Linked DNA regions of Mus musculus: region 1 is linked to region 2. The links are chromatin loops, found by intact Hi-C in ENCODE. Cell type or tissue: left cerebral cortex. All regions are shown on one strand.

Evidence for each region. A loop is a pair of places that touch in the nucleus more often than their neighbours do. Peaks named below come from ENCODE experiments on the same cell type or tissue, not always from the same donor. Only the 100,000 strongest peaks of a DNase experiment are listed, where the experiment ranks them.
Region 1: a loop joins it to region 2, with 3 times the contacts of the local background. A loop is called at or near these places in 2 of 42 quality-filtered maps.

The regions. Positions count from the first base shown.
Region 1 is chr8:10,561,881-10,569,880 of GRCm38, reverse strand. Myo16 (myosin XVI) reads right to left here. Exons shown (of 35, transcript NM_001319151.1): 31 at 7,564-7,832; 32 at 1-469. Among named protein-coding and RNA genes, the nearest start is that of Gm32330, 110 kb to the left of the region's middle. In left cerebral cortex, a CTCF peak has its summit at 5,940 (motif pointing right); DNase peaks (open chromatin) are centred at 1,247, 4,085, 4,431 and 4,816.
Region 2 is chr8:10,464,864-10,472,863 of GRCm38, reverse strand. All of the region lies in intron 21 of Myo16 (myosin XVI), which reads right to left. Among named protein-coding and RNA genes, the nearest start is that of Gm51561, 39 kb to the right of the region's middle. In left cerebral cortex, a CTCF peak has its summit at 3,005; DNase peaks (open chromatin) are centred at 262, 2,571 and 3,003; H3K27ac peaks cover 674 bases.

The sequences.
Region 1 (8,000 bases), 97 kb before region 2:
AAGATGATGGCTTTTCGAGTCTCTAAAAACAAAGGAGGTGAGGCAGGCAGGAAGGTGAGCATCCCTAGGCCACAGCCCTCCTCTGGCAAGATGTACTTCATCTCCTCATACACAGACTCGCCCTGGTCAGGGCTGTCGGTCTCAGATCCACCTGCCCTGGCTGCATTCCCCACCATCTCGATGTACACAGGCTCAGCATCATCGTCATAGTCGCCCTGTGGCAATGGCAGGTGCAGAGGCAGCTGTGGTGTGCACTGCGGCACTGAGTCAGGCCTGGCCCACTGCACACTCAGTGTCCCTGGGGCCTGATGCCTGCCCCCCTGGCCCATGGTGCCAGAAGGTCGTGGTGGTCCCCAGATCTCCTCATAAGAGCCACTGAGCTTCGTGTGGGGACTTCTCTTTGGCTTCCGAGGGGGAATCTTCTTCATGGTGCTATAGTCATCACTGTGGGGTCTGGGCCGTGTCAGAGCTAAGGCGGAAGACAGAGATAGAAGAGTCAGTAACCAGTGTATCCCAGGGAAGCCAGGCCTATATGGAATTGAGTGTCCCTGCCCTGGATCACTTTGTTTGCCACAGCCAGCCCTTATGTCCTTTGAGCAGGAAAGATCCTGGCTCGTGTTTTTTCTACCTTCTAGGAGTCTGGAGGAGGCCCTGGACGCTTGAGGCCACTAAGGGAAACTGTCTATAGGTCTTGGTGCCCAAGATGCAGTCTACACACAGAGGAAGATGGTCCACAGAAATGGAGCTGCAGCAGATGCGTTAAGATGAGGCTCCAACTCTCCAGGGTGACAGGGCCTGGAGGGTTCGGGATGTTTGCAAATGAGTAGGGGTTTAGACTATAATTGTGCAGGATAACTGGACCATCCTCAGCCTCAATGTGGGCACCCACATAGGTAAGCCACCCCTTCAGAGACTAGTGGGTGTATTCCAACCTGTGCTCACACCATAATAGAAAGGGCTACAAGTATGATTGGTTCTCTACCTTCACAGCCATCGTTCTGTGACGGTATCATACAAGACCTCCCACAGGCAGACAACTACTAGGAACAGGAAAATGCTAACTTCCCAGTTCCTTAATGCATATGCATCACTCCATCTCCCTAGAGGGCTGACCCCACGGCAGCTCCCGAGCTTTTCCCAGACTGCCTAGGAAGGCAGTTGGATCAGCACCACTGCAGAGCCACTTCACAGACACCTGCAGCAGCAGATCTACAGTGGAAGACATTTCTCCAGCTGGCTTCCAAGTGGGAGGGACTCTAGCTGCCTCAGAGAGAGATGCTGACAGGGTGGTGTTGAGGACATCCTGCCTTTCTGAGGCTGGGCCCTGTCAGCGTAGCTTCTGCTTGCTTACTATTGTAGCAGGAGCCGCTCTGAGGGAACCCAAAGTTCACCTGAGCAGTGTGAGCTCCTCACAGCAGACCCTCCACAGGATGTGTGACGAGGCCTCAGGGAGGGAAAGAGATGCCGTGTGGAGAAGATGCTTCAAGGAGGGAGAAGCCTTGTGGAGGTGAAGGACTGAGGTCAGACTATCCAAAGACTTTCCTGTCAAACCCAGAAATGTATGAGCCATGCCTTTAAGGGCCTGAGCTTCAAAGACACCCATGATCACACTGTACAGAGAACTGCTTAGTATGACTGGTCAGACCCACAAGAGAACGCTGCCAGAATCCTTGGATCTAAAGTCACTGCCTTCTGGAAAGTTTGTTATATAATCTCAGATACATAGAATAGATATTGGAACCTGATGGTGACAGTGACCTCACTCTAGAAAGTCAGTGTTGAAGCCTGAGGGCCCTGAGAAAGCTCTGAGAGGAGCCAAGGCAGATATGGGGTAGAAGCTTGAAGAAGCCATACAAAGCTGGGCAGGGCTTGAGGCTGTAGTCAGAGGGCAAGGGGAAAATAGCTAGCTGGCCCTGCTAAGGATTTGTTATGGCAGGGAGACATAGCTGCTTCTAGAGTCCTTCCAGTGTGATAATGAAGAAATGTGACGAAGAACTTATTCCCATAAAGGAGCAGGGCTTTCTTGATCTACGAAACCACCAGTGCTTCTCGGTGTGCTGCGAAGATGACATATTATGCTAACATGGAGAAAGGACCTGGACCTCCATGAAACCTGCTCTGAAGTTGGAGCCCAGCACTTTGCCAACAACACCATCCATTAAAACTGCAGAAAGTGAGTACACATCAAAGAGCCCACATGATATGTACTCACTGATAAGTGGATATTATTAGCCCAGAAACTTAGAATACTCAAGATACAAGATGCAATTTGCAAAACACATGAAACTCAAGAAGAACAAAGACCAAAGTATGGACACTTTGCCCCTTCTTAGAATTGGGAACAAAACACCCATGGAAGGAGTTACAGAGACAAAGTTTGGAGCTGAGACGAAAGGATGGACTATCTAGAGACTGCCATACCCGGGGATCCATCCCATAATCAGCCTCCAAACGCTGACACCATTGCATACACCAGCAAGATTTTGCAGAAAAGACCCTGATATAGCTGTCTCTTGTGAGGCTATGCCCGGGCCTGGCAAATATAGAAGTGGATGCTCACAGTCAGCTATTGGATGGAACACAGGTCCTCCAATGGAGGAACTAGAGAAAGTACCCAAGGAGCTAAAGGGGTCTGCAGCCCTATAGGTGGAACAACAATATGAACTAACCAGTACCCCTGGAGCTCGTGTCTCTAGCTGCATATGTATCAGAAGATGGCCTAGTCGGCCATCATTGGGAAGAGAGGCCCCTTGGTCTTGCAGACTTTATATACCTCAGTATGGGGGAATGCCAGGGCCAAGAAGTGGAAGGGGGTGGGTAGGGGAGTGGGGGGGGGCATGGGGGACTTTTGGGATAGCATTGGAAATGTAAATGAAGAAAATACCTAATTAAAAAAAATAAACTGCAGAAAGACCTGGGTTGTTCCGCGTTGATCTCGCCAAAGGAGCTCCAAAGAACCAAGGCCACCGGGCCTAAGCGTTGGCATGGACAGTGAAGAAAACCCAATGCAGGAGAACTGTGGCTATGGCTGCTGGCTAATGAGATGTGTTAGGAATTGATTCACGAGCAGCTCACACAACTGCTTAAAGGCACTTTGTCCATGTGCCCTGAAAAATGGCAGCAGCTGTGCCTGAAGAAGAGACTCTGGCTTCTAGAATTTCATGTGCAAAGAACAGGCTGGGAGAGCAGCAGCCATAAGGCTACATCACTGTCAAGTTGAAGAACTGTAATTCAAAGGGAGCACCTAAGACCCTAGAACATCAGCCTCAGAGCCTAGGGAAATGATGGTCAGGGGCAGGACTCCATTCCCATAGAGATCCTTACAACACCAGCTGACTGTTGTTCTAAATGTCATGCAGAGACCGTGAGTGTGGCCTCATGTCTCCTCTCAGGCAGGAACATATCTGCCTAGCAGACGTGGACTATCATTTTATATCACAAGTCTAATGATGAACCTTACCCAAGTGAACACAAGGAGAAAACCTTGACCTTGAAGGAGTCAGGAACTCTCACTGTTTAAGGAACTTTAGCCCAAACCTCAGGCATTGGGGATACAGAAAGGAGGCTTTGGGAGCCTCGGGAGGTGGTCCTACTGTCACCTAGGTGACTCTATGAGTAGAGAATGAATGGCTTAGTTGAGTGTGCATCTCCTTTCCCAAACCTAGACAGGATGCTGGAACAGTTCTGGTGGACAGGTGAGGCAAAAGCAGTTCTTCATACCTCCTGGAGGTGGTGCGTAAAAGGTGGCTCTTAATCCATCTCCCCCGAGCCCCCGCTCCCATGGTGAGTGATTTTCCACATTAACCCTGGAAGTCTCCATGCCATCAAAGCAAAAGCAGAGACCAGCTAGAGATACAGAAACCCTTAGATGCTGAGGTGTCACAGGACTAAGGCACCAGACCTGGTGACCTGATTCTATACTGTTATAGCCGACTTCATGTGGGACCTTGAGTGCGAACCACCAGACAATCCACATCTCCTGAGACCCAGAGCCGAGAGACAGAGCAACAGCCATCATCTTGTTTAAATCGCTGTTTGGGTGGGTTGCTAAGCAACACTAGAAAAAAATCAAGGAAGTAGCTCCCCTCTAGGCTTCCTCCAGAGGTAAAGTCTTTTGTATTCTATGATGCAGAGCCAGTTAGATGGAGCAGCCAAGAAACAGGGTTCTAGAGTCTCCCTGGCAGGAACAAAGCTGAGTGTCTGAATGACGAGGGCACACTGCATCCTGCTCCCTGACTCAGTTTCCCCACCTGCACAGGGCCATGATGATTTGCCACAGGCTGTTGTTAGGATGGGAAATACTGAGAATAAAGCCCCTTCTGTCAGTAAGCACCCCTTCCCTTTTCTTTCAACTACTCAGCAGGCGATTAACCATGGGGAAGAGTTAGACAGTGCTCCTCAGAGTATGACTGGTGCTTCAGCAGGTGCCTTGCCTGGAGTGAGGCAGCGATTCTGCGGGGAGCACAACTTCCTGCTGTACCCTCTCAGTATTAATTTGGAGTCTCTGTGGGCCAGGACTAGGAATCTTTACTCTTCATAAGCTAAAATTAGGGAAGCCACAGTTAGAGTACTGAAGCCTAATTTGGTCTTGTGGCTATTTCAGGGTACGTGCGTGTGATTAGCTTATTTTCAAGTACGGATGTGGGGACAATTAAAATTTACTTATTTCAAGAGTTTTCCTTTTTTTAGTTTCTAAGTTTACGTATAAAATAGTCACAATGCCAATGAAATGGAGCCCCCAAAACAACCCTGGTCACAGGGTGGGACATTGGGGCAAGTTTTGGTGTCTGACAACTCAGAAGAAGGCACGCTGCATTTCCAGTCTCAGAGGCTCGGAGACTTCACTCCCACCGGAGCCATCCTGAAGTCACGGTCAATACGTCCTAAGCTCTGGGAGGACAGACATGTCTCCACTCACGAGATATTTCCCTTTGGGGTTCTGTGTTTAGATATATTGGTGGTATCTAAGTCACCATCCATACCAGCACAACCTGGTCCTATCAGCCCCCCAAAATAAGACATGGTCCAGGCAAGAATTTAAAGGCAGTAAGAGGAAGACCAGAGACTGTGAGGATAGGTCTAGGAGCTCCTGGTTTCCAGTTCTCCCTATGTGGTTCTGCTTGGGCCCAGTGCCTCTTGTGTTATTATTCACATGTGTCTGCCTCCAGCACAGGGCATGGACCCTTTCTGCATTCATGCTCCCTCACTATTTTCCTTTTCTTCATATCTGTGTGACAGTGTCTCCCTAGTATACTCATGAACTTGGGGACCTTGGATTGGGCCCCACAAGAAAGTCTGAGGCCTACGCAGGAAGATGATTGAGCCTGCTCGCTAGTTGTAAAGAGAAATGGGGCCTGACTTCATAGACATTGTGGTGTTCAATCTCAGAGTGCTAGATGTCTGTCTAATTGCCCATGTTGTTTAAGCATCTTCTCTTCTTGTTCGCCTCACTCCTCTGAGACCCCCCCTCTCCCCAGATCTGGAGCCGAGACCCTCTAGCTGTGGCACTGGCAACTCCCTGTGGACCCCCCCTTGTCACCCATGTCTTAGGGGTTGTGATGACTGGAAGCTGATTCTCACAGGCCCAGAGGAAGAGCAAGCCAGCTTCCTGCCAAGCTTTGTTCTCAGTCACTGTATCTGGGAGGGACATCGACTACAGACCCTCTACATGGCCCTCTGGCCTCCACTGCTCTCCTTTGTGCAGGCCTCTTGGGTCTTGCACCAGACTCTCCACCCTGTGCATGCATGGAGGACACATGAGTTTCTCCCACAGCTCCTCCTAAAAGGGTTGGAAATGCATGGTGCATCAAAACAGCAGCCTTTACTTTTGAGCCAAAATTTCTGTAAAAACCTTCTTATCTTACTCTTTCTTTTTAAAAAAGATTTATTTATTTTATGTATTTGAGTACACTGCTGCTGTTTTTAGGAACACCAGAAGGGGGCACCGGATTCCATTACAGATGGTTGTGAGCCACCATGTGGTTGCTGGGAATTGAACTCAGGACCTCTGGAAGAGCAGTCAGTGCTCTTGATCACTGAGGCATCTCTCCAGCCCCCTTATCTTATTCTTTCTATAAAAATATTAATTTTTATTTACATTCAGGTATATATGTACACCACATGTGTGTCTGGTGTCCACAGGTCAGAGGATATCAGATCCCCTGGAACTGGATGAAGTTACAGATGATTGTGGGCAACCATGTGCGTTCTGGGAAACAAACTTGGGTCCTTGGGAGAATAGCCAGTGCTCTTAACTGTCAAGACATCTCCCCAGCTCTCTCTTTGTTTCTTTCTTTGTTTCTTTCTCTCAGCTCCATTATATTCTATTTATTATTATTATTATTATTATTATTATCAATTTAGTTTTTGTATCCAATCTTAGTCTCCCCTTCTTCCTGTCCTCCTAATTGCTTCCCCCCCCCCCACACCTCTCCTCTGCCCATCTCTATTCACATACTCCCTCTCTCTTCCAAAACGGGCAGGCCTCCTGTGGATATCAACCAATCACATCAAGTTGCAGTAAGATCCTAAGGAGTGTGACTGACTCTGAGAGAATCTCCGATGCTCTAGGTGTCTGTCAGGAGTCAGCATCCTGGATCTTTCTTTAAATCAAGATTGTCATTTTGCCATATTTCTGTTTCGTTGAATTCACATAACCATTGAGATCTCTCAGCTCCATATCATACCGTCAGACGCTATGTTCCAGTGTCTACTCGGCCATTTGCCTGAATCTCCTCGAACTTGCACAATGGCACCATCGCCAACACTCCACAGCAATGGTCTGAGACTCAAATCACCATGGGTTGTCTTTTATTACCTGCCCTCCCCCAGGAGACGGGTCTTTTCATTTCCAGGAAGGACACATGCACTTAGGTGCCTGGTGGTCGCCACACACCGTGCGATCTGTCCATGCATCTTATCTGTAGCCTGATACGTTTGGAAAAGTCCTGGTCGGAAGAACTTGCTTTCTTTTTCTGGTTGTAGCCCCGGCCACCGGGGAGCACTGACAGTGCAGGACTTTTGAGAGTGGGTGGAGAGTAGTTGCTGTTTCCCCTTTCTGCATAACTGTTTCTTGACCCATCAGCTCAGAGCCCTTTACCGCCTAGTCTGAAAGTTACACAAGCTGAATTTTGTGGCCATGCCGTTTCACTCACCACATTAAAAAGGGGGGGGGGGCTTAAATTTTAATTAGATCACAATCAGGAAAGCCTGGTGAATATTTTTTTTTACCTTTTTAATTACTTAGTGAATATTTACATGGTATAGCAACCAACTTCTAGAACTGCCTTGGCGTTGAAGCCGTTAATTCAACACAGAGGTGGGACCCAGAGTGAAGGAACTGACATGTAAGTAGCTTTCCCCTAAGAGGCTTAAGGATTTGAATATTATTTATATTTAATGATTAAAAAGCTGCTGGCAAGCCAACAATTGGATTTATTTCTATTAAAAAGTGTATCAGGGCCACAGTGGTGCCATGGGCACGCCCAGACCGGAACCCAGCACTCGAGTGAGATGTGAGAACAGCATTCACTTCCCCCCAACCACACCCCCTCCTTGGCTAACCTTCACCGGCTGCATCCTTGGCAGCTGAAAGGCAGGCGCTCACAGCCTCATAGGAGGCACTCAGCCGGGTGTTGGGGTCCCTCTTTGGCTTGGGTGGAGGCTGTTTCCGTGGTGATGGGAGGCCAGTGCTGTCATCCATGCTGAACACAGAGTGCAATGATGGGGGCCGGGTAGATGGTCCGGTGAGAGCCTGGGCGAGGCTGTCTACTACCATGGGCACCGGCACGGAGTTGGAGTGGACGTGCCTGCATCCTCCTTGGTCTTCAGCTCTTAAGGGAAAACAAAACACAAACAGCCACAGAGCACAGAGGCCCAGGTGTGTCATTCAGGTGACAGAGATGAGCCCGTTCCCCTGACACAAAGAGAGTTCCTTGGCAAGGGCCCTTTCTAGCTGGCCTTGCTGGAAAATCTGCATTCGGTTTTTAGCACCTAGCTCA
Region 2 (8,000 bases):
GCAAGCCAGTAAGTAACATCCCTCCATGGCCTCTGCCTCAGCTCCTGCTTCCTGACCTGCTTGAGCTCCAGTCCTGACTTCCTTTGCTGATGTACAGCAGCAATGTGGGAAGTATAAGCTGAATAAACCCTTTCCTCCACACCTTGATTCTTGGTCATGATGTTTTGTGCAGGAATAGAAACCCTGACTGAGACACATGCTGAATGCATCCTCCCTTTGCCAGCTGGAAGGTTTCTCCCCATCCAGTTCTCTTTGCTGCAGTCACAGGGCAGAGTGACAGGTCCCATTTAGATCACCAATCTCTGCTTCAGTTGCATCTTCAGCCGTCTGCACAGTCATCTGGTCTGACCGTTCTTATGCAAGAGAATCGATCACACCAAATGTGTGCTTATCTAAGAAGCTTGGTGCTTTAAATCTCAGAAACTCCCAGCTTTCCACATATCCTATGAAATACAGTTTTTGAGGAGTAGAGGAGAGATGTTCTAGAGAGCTGTCTGTCAAATGCAAAAAAGGGAGGGGCCTGAGAAATGAAGACACTGGCTAAGGCACCTGCTGCCAAGTCTGGTGACCTGAGTTCAATTCCCAGAACAACATGGTAGAAGAGAACTGACTCTTGCGCATTTGCCTAGCAACGTACTGTGGTAATGTACATATCCATAAATGTCTACACAATACGCACGCACGCGCGCGCGCGCGCGCACACACACACACACACACACACACAGAGAGAGAGAGAGAGAGAGAGAGAGAGAGAGAGAGAGAGAATATAAAGAAGATTCTGAGAACTCCAATGGTCCTGATGGAGTAGTGGTGGGAACACCATGTTGGAAGCAGAGATTCCAAATTTAAAGAGATTTTCTCTTGTCCTTTAGGCTTCACCAAGATTACAAGGAAACTATAGTGCTGAGTGGTTCCTGTTTAACTTTCTGTCTCTTTTTGTAAAGATTGTAGTAGATAATCTTCAATTCTACAGAAATTCTCTTACACTGTGAAATCAGAGACCTAAGGACGAAATGATCAGAAAGGATAGTAGTCCTGGAGTGCTGGTTTCCTATCTAGAACTAGGAATTTTTGTTCTCATTGTACAACTGTCAATATATCATGTTTATGTTTTATTTTTAATGTACTTATATTGATTAATATATTTTTGTGAACATTTATATCTATTCCAGTGAATTATATTGATTAATACTATATTTGATATATTTCCATATATAATTCTCCATCTGTCATAGTAACATTAAAATTTGTCTGTGTGACTCTTCCTGATGCTGATCAGTAGGAAAGGAGTTCAGATCACAGACTGGCACCTAGAAGCAAATTCTGCTACTGTGCTCCCTAGAAAGAAGCAGATACTGGCTTCCAGAGGAGGTGTGGGTATCCAGAGGGGATCAGCTGCTACCTGGGTTACAATGGTACTAGACCTAGGAAGACTTAGGGTTGTTGGGAAAGAAGAATACAGAGAGATCTTTCTTGGGGAAGCTAGAGACTTTCCCCGTTTTGTTTTATGAACAAAGCCTATGCATTTTGTTTATATTAATTTTGTTCTAAACATGATCTTCCCTATTGCCTCCAACACTCAGGAGTGCCAGCGTTTCTGGTTGGGTTTTCAGATTTACCAACATCTATGTCAGCCATTTATTTGTTACTGTGCTGAGTTACAAACGCTACATGTGTATTCACCTTGCCTTTGGACTGTACCTGATGTAGCTTGGTGGCTCAGGGGACAGTCAGATACAGAAACCTAAGGCGTGTGTGTGTGTGTGTGTGTGTGTGTGTGTGTGTGTGTGTGCGTGCGCACGTGTGCACGCTTGCGTGCGAGCGTGTGCATGCACAGGTGTACAACCCCTCAGAGGAAAACTTAATAAGTACATTAATCATGCTTCTAGAAGTTTCTAGAAGTATAAATCTGCATTCATAATCTAGAGGATCAACATCAGCTTCAAAGAAAGACAATAGTCATTTCTCCTTTACATGTCTCCCCACTGGGGTTGTGTGAGGGGCCTATTAGACTTCCGGGAACTTCCCAAAGCAGACTCGGAAAGTGGGTGAAGGGTGAGGATAAGTTAACACTGATCAGCCACCTAATTAGTATGGGTACTGCTCTTAAGACACATGCTTCATACATGAAAGAAACTAGCAGGTTTAATAATAAAAGTGGTGCATTCCTTGAAGTCTCTCTTCAGCAGCAGAACCTTGTGGCTTATCCAGATGGCCCATCATTCGTATTAATGACAAACTTAATTTCTTGAGTAAATTTCCACCAACTGTTCTCCCTTGATTTTTACTGCTCAGTGAAATCTATCTGGAGGAAAACTAAACAGTGCATGACCCGTATATCACAAAATGAAGGGGAGAACAGATTAAAGCTGACTCCAGTAGAAGGCGGAGCCCTGAGTGCCCGGCAGTAAGGACAGCACCGAGTCTCAATCCTTTCTGCTCACTGGAATTAAATCCCCTGCTCTGTGAAGGTGGCTGATGTCTGGGTCTGACCCCAAACCCACTAAATTGGAGTGGAGCCCGGGCTTTGATGTGTTTAAAAGCTTTCCAGGTGGCTGCAGAACACACCAAGCCAGATGAGAGAAAGGGAGCACAGCCTATTTGCCAATTTGTTCGGCATTTAATCTAGATATATGTACAAAGTGTGATGTGCTTTAGTGGGCACATGTGTGGGTGGGAGTGTGTGTGTGTGAGATAGAAGAGATAGGTAGGTAGATAGATAGATAGATAGATGTAGATGTAGATAAATGATAGGTGATTGATAGATAGATAGATAGATGATAGATAGATAGATGTAGATGTAGATGTAGCTATAGATAGATGATAGATATAGATATAGATAAATGATAGATAGATAGATAGTAGATAGATAATGTAATGAAATTTCAGATAGTGGACAGTTCACAAATATACCCAGAATATTTAACTGTCTGAGATGTTGATAGCTTTTTTCTAAGAAAACATTGAGGAGGCTGACGCCTGCTGGAGAAATGCTGAAGTAAGCTAGGCTCACAAGCTTCTCTGCAGGAGTTCCCAAGGCCTTTAAGAAGTCGGGTAGGATCCAGAGACTGCCCCACCTGGGGATCCATCCCATAGACAACCACCAAGCCCAGACACTATTGCAGATGCCAACAAGGCTTTGCTGACAGGAGCCTGATATAGCTGTCTCCTGAGAGGCTCTACCAGTGCCTGGCAAATACAGAAGTGGATGCTCACAGCCATCCATTGGACAGAGCACAGGGTCCCCAATGAAGAAGCTAGAGAAAGTATCCAAAGAGCTGAAGGGGTTTGCAGCCCTCTAGGATTAACAACAATATGAACTAACCAGTACCCCCAGAGCTCCCTGGGACTAAATCACCAATCAAAGAAAACACATGGTGGGACTCAAGGCTCTAGCTGCATATGTAGCAGAGGATGGCCTAGTCGGTCATCAATGAGAGGAGAGGCCCTTGGTCCTGTGAAGGCTCTATGCCCCAGTATAGGGGAATGCCAGGGCCAGGAAGCAGGAGTGGTGGGATGGGGAGCAGAAGGAGGGGGAAGGGTATAGGGGATTTTCAGAGGGGAAACTAGGAAAGGGGATAACATTTGAAATGTAAATAAAGAAAATATCTAATAAAAAAAAAGAAAAAAAGGATAATATGTCTTGATATACTTTCAAATAGTTGAATGACTTTTAATAACAAGTTTCATTCAAAGAAATAGTGTCATTTTACATAAGCCAAGGATCAAAAATCAAATTTAGGAAGAAATTAAAGTCTTTGTAATTCAAATCGTTTAAAATTCCAAATGCTTGTATTTCTTTTCTTTACCCTCCCCCCACCCCAGAATGACTAAAACATTCACTAAAGATTCATCTCTTTGACAGATAGCACTTTGGTTTTATAAATATGAATTAAAAAAACAAAAAGAAGTCGGGTAGGTGATGGGTCTCCAGCTTGCCTCTTCTGAACACTTCCTGTTGTCCACATTGCTGGACTTGCTTCTGCAGGGGGTCAACTGTGATCAATACATTGCATATAAAGTGGGAGCTGGCAAGGGCAGCAGGGTCCCTTACAGTTGTCCTTTTAATACTTCTGGATCTTGTCTCTTGCTCAAAGCTTCCTCCCCCACCTTCCTGGCTTTTAAACGTGTCCACTTCCTGCCTCCCACCCCCATCAATCACCCTGACAGAGTGCCTCACCACTGCCAGAAGCCTGGTCCTGTTGACACAGGCATTGCCTTCATGGCTGCGATGACACTGGACTTCTCTGAGAGAGCCTTTGGCAGCACAGAAACTTCCTTTAGTTGGTTCAGTTTTCATTGTGAAGATGATGCCAGTGGGTCCTGCTACCTGAAGTCTCTGTGTTAGCAACTTGACTCTCAATGACGTGTTGAGAATATGGAGTCTCAAAGACATGTCTGGGTTATGTGAGGTTGGTCTCTGCCTTCATCAGATGATGTTCCTAGTTCCTAGTGAAGGGCCTGGTAGGCTCTGCCTCATCCCTTACCCTCCTGCTCATCTGTCCTGTGAGGACCAAGCCTCCCACCACAGGGGATCGAGTGTCCAGAAGATACTTTAGGAATGGACACAACTTTGCCATATATAAAACCTTTGGGTACCTTGACAGGTGGCATCCCAGAAGAACCATGAGATAATAAATCTCTCCTATTCTACATTGTCTGGGAACAAGAATTCTGTTACCACAGCACAGAGCCTTCAGGTAAGTCAAAGTGTTGGGTCTGAGCCTTGATCTTCAGGAAGCAACCAGACAGTCACAAAGCATCCCAACCGGTTGGATTCCATACCTCCCACATACTAGCCGGCTCAGGGTGGAAAAGCATCAGGTCAGAGGAAAATGACTTTTAGATATTTTGAAGGACACCTCTTAAATCACACCTCAGCTTGGGTAGAAACCAGGCTCTAGAATAAAAACAGAGCCTTTGCCCAAAATGCCATTAATTCAAAGGTTCTGGCATTGTTTCTTGTTGTTTACCATTCCCCAAAGAAAACAATGAATGCATAATTTCGTTTTATTTTGGCAATAAACTTTTGGCTGAATCAACATACCCTCTTCACATAAAGTTACAAGTACAGGCTTAGAATAGATTGACGTATAATTTCCACCAAATGAGTTCCAGGCTGACAGAGCATGGGACTCAAGACCCACTGGGTCTGTCTCTGAGCTCTAGGTTTGCCCCACGAAGGCTTTGGGGTTATCCCTTAGCAATGTGAAGACAGTCAGAGTGAGAGACCACACAGGAAAATAAGCTCACCCAAAGGAGAAGCATCAGGAAACTATCCATCGTCCATCATGTGCCAAGACCACCCACAACACTCCCCTAGTTTACCATTAGGACTTCAGGGTTTTTTTTCCCAGACAGCCACGGTGTTAATCCTGAGAACACTCACTCTTCTCTGGGGTTATTATATAGTATTCATTAATATTCGACCCTGTCATATTGATTATTAAGGAATAAATATGCAGTAACGGAGGCCTATTCATCATCTCCATTTCTTTCCTCCGTGCCATAACAAGGGAAACCTAAGGAGAGAAAGCTGTCCTTTGCCTCCTGGCGGGAGGGCGCACTCCAGCCTTGCAGGGACAGAGTGCTGGCTGCTGTCAGCTCAAGGAGGGAGTGGAAAGCTGGACTGATCTGGCTTTCTCCTTTCTCTGTTTTACTCAGCCCAGGTCTTCAGCCTTGAGACAGTGCTGCTCCACACATGGCAGGCCTTCGCACCTCAGTTGAGCCTTTCTGGTTACACTCCCAGAGGTGCGTCCCCTGCATGATTCCACATTAATCAGTCTGAAGTGGGACCTTGACATTAGTGTTGAATATGTCTCTCGTGTGCACGTAGACTTGCATCAATTCTTCCTTTTCATTCTGAAGCATTTTCTTTTAATGGCCCCAGTTCTAGGGTGGAAAGGTATTCCTGCCGTTTCCGTTTTAACTAATTGACTGCTTTTAAATGGATTTGGTGTAAAATTTTGCTGTAAATAACAACATGTAAAATTCACTAATGGGGTATTGTTTTTGTACTCACCAACAGCTACTATCCTATCTTTGAAGAAGTAATAAAAATGCCAGTCATTAGGGAGAAGCAATTGGAGTTTAGAAAATGGATACTAATTGTAAAGGCTTGGGTCAGTCCTCCGATGGACTCAGGGTTAGATTGCTTTTATGAGCAACAGGACAGCAGGCTTCATCCCACTGAGAGTGACATAAACTACCGGAGCTTTGCTTCAGTGCCAAATAATGAAAATGAATGTACAGAACCTGTTTTGAGAAATAGAACTTAAACTCACAGTGTAGATGCTCACAGTTTGCACACATCAGCTTACCTAAAGAGGCCCCTAATACTCTTCTTACACATAGAATCTGATATAGTAAGAGGCATATTAGAAATGCCATGTGGTCTTTTAACTGTTTGTTTTGTCTATAAAACCACCCGGAGCAGAAAACACTTTAAGACAGAGGCAGTCCTACTCTCTAAGTTTTGGAATCTGCATGGGAAATGAGTTAAGCTCGCTCTGAGGTCGCTCATCACTCATCCAGCACATGGGTCTGTCTTGATGTTCAACAGCTTTCAGGAATCTGCTAAGGCCAAGACCACATGGACCATGGTCCCTTAAAGCTAAAGTAGCAGCTTTCATCACCAAACCTTCTGCAGCATCCCCCTACACAGGAACCATTAGAATCAGCTTCTCCCTCACAGGGAGGAGTGGTTTCTACTTGCCTTCCTTTATGGACATGGTAGCTTGTGATGATGCCACTTACAGAGGGTCAGCCTTGTAAAGGTGGAGCACTGGTCAGGCTACTGTGCCCCAAAGCTTGCTCCTTTGGATAGCTACGAAGGGAACTGGCCAACTGACTGTATGTAATGCAAGTAACCCTCTCAGAGCAGCCTCCTTAGAGGCCCGCCTAAGGGAGCTGGTGAAGGCAAGCTGAGGGAGGTCTAGCTGAAAAGTGGCATCTCCTTAGGTTCATGGCTGAGAATCAAATCAGAGAATCTATCCCAGGTCTTCCAAGGGCCGTCCATCCCTTAGGTGTGCTCGAACTCCTGACCCTGGGAATCAGGGGCATCGCCTGTATTTGTGCCTTAACTTCTTGCCCATTCTCTGGACTTCCACCATGGGTGGACTTTAATTTTAGTCTGGTATCTACATATCACATTTCTTAATCTGCTCACAGTCTCTTACTCTTAACTGAAAAACCCAGGGTCAATGCCCTTCACATATCAACCAATCTGCATGAGTTTAAGTTGATTTTAATGTATAGCTCTTCCCCTCACCACTTTCCCTGCATTTTATATGAAAAAATATTAGTTACCACGCAGTTTCCCCTGTGAGGTTGTGCAGAGGACAACATCATGGATTATCCTATTATGCTTTTCTGCCTTTGGGTTTTCTAATTCCTGGCTGGCTCATGAACAGTCATCTTATAGCTTCCCTCCTTCTTCTTCTCCTCCTACTTCTCTCTTCTTTTTCCTTCCTTCCTTCCTTCCTTCCTTCCTTCCTTCCTTCCTTCCTTCCTTTCTCCCTCCCTCCCTCCCTCCCTCCCTGCCTGCCTGCCTGCCTGCCATCTATCATGTAATAGACCACCATAGCATATTTATCTCCACTGAAACATCTTACACACTGCCAAGTTACATAGTCTAGAAAACCATCTTCACTATAATACAAGAAATCACAACTCATTAGAAAGCTGCCTCTGATCCCACCACCTACCTACACTGAAATCTCATCCCGTTAGTGATGGTGCTGGAAGGTAATGATCTGTGAATAGGACCCCTGTCCTTGTGAACAGTGTTGCTGCTTTTATGGGGGTGGAGGGAGGTGTTGCATCTGACATTATAAAGACACAGGAAAAAAGAACCTCCAGTTGAGAAGGTGTCCTCAGCAGACACAGAACCTGGAAACTATGGCACCTTGCTCTTGGGTTTCCAACCTCCAGAGCTGAGGACAATGACCATAAACTGTTGAACCAGCGAAGGGCAATTTGTGACAGGAGACCATGAGCAT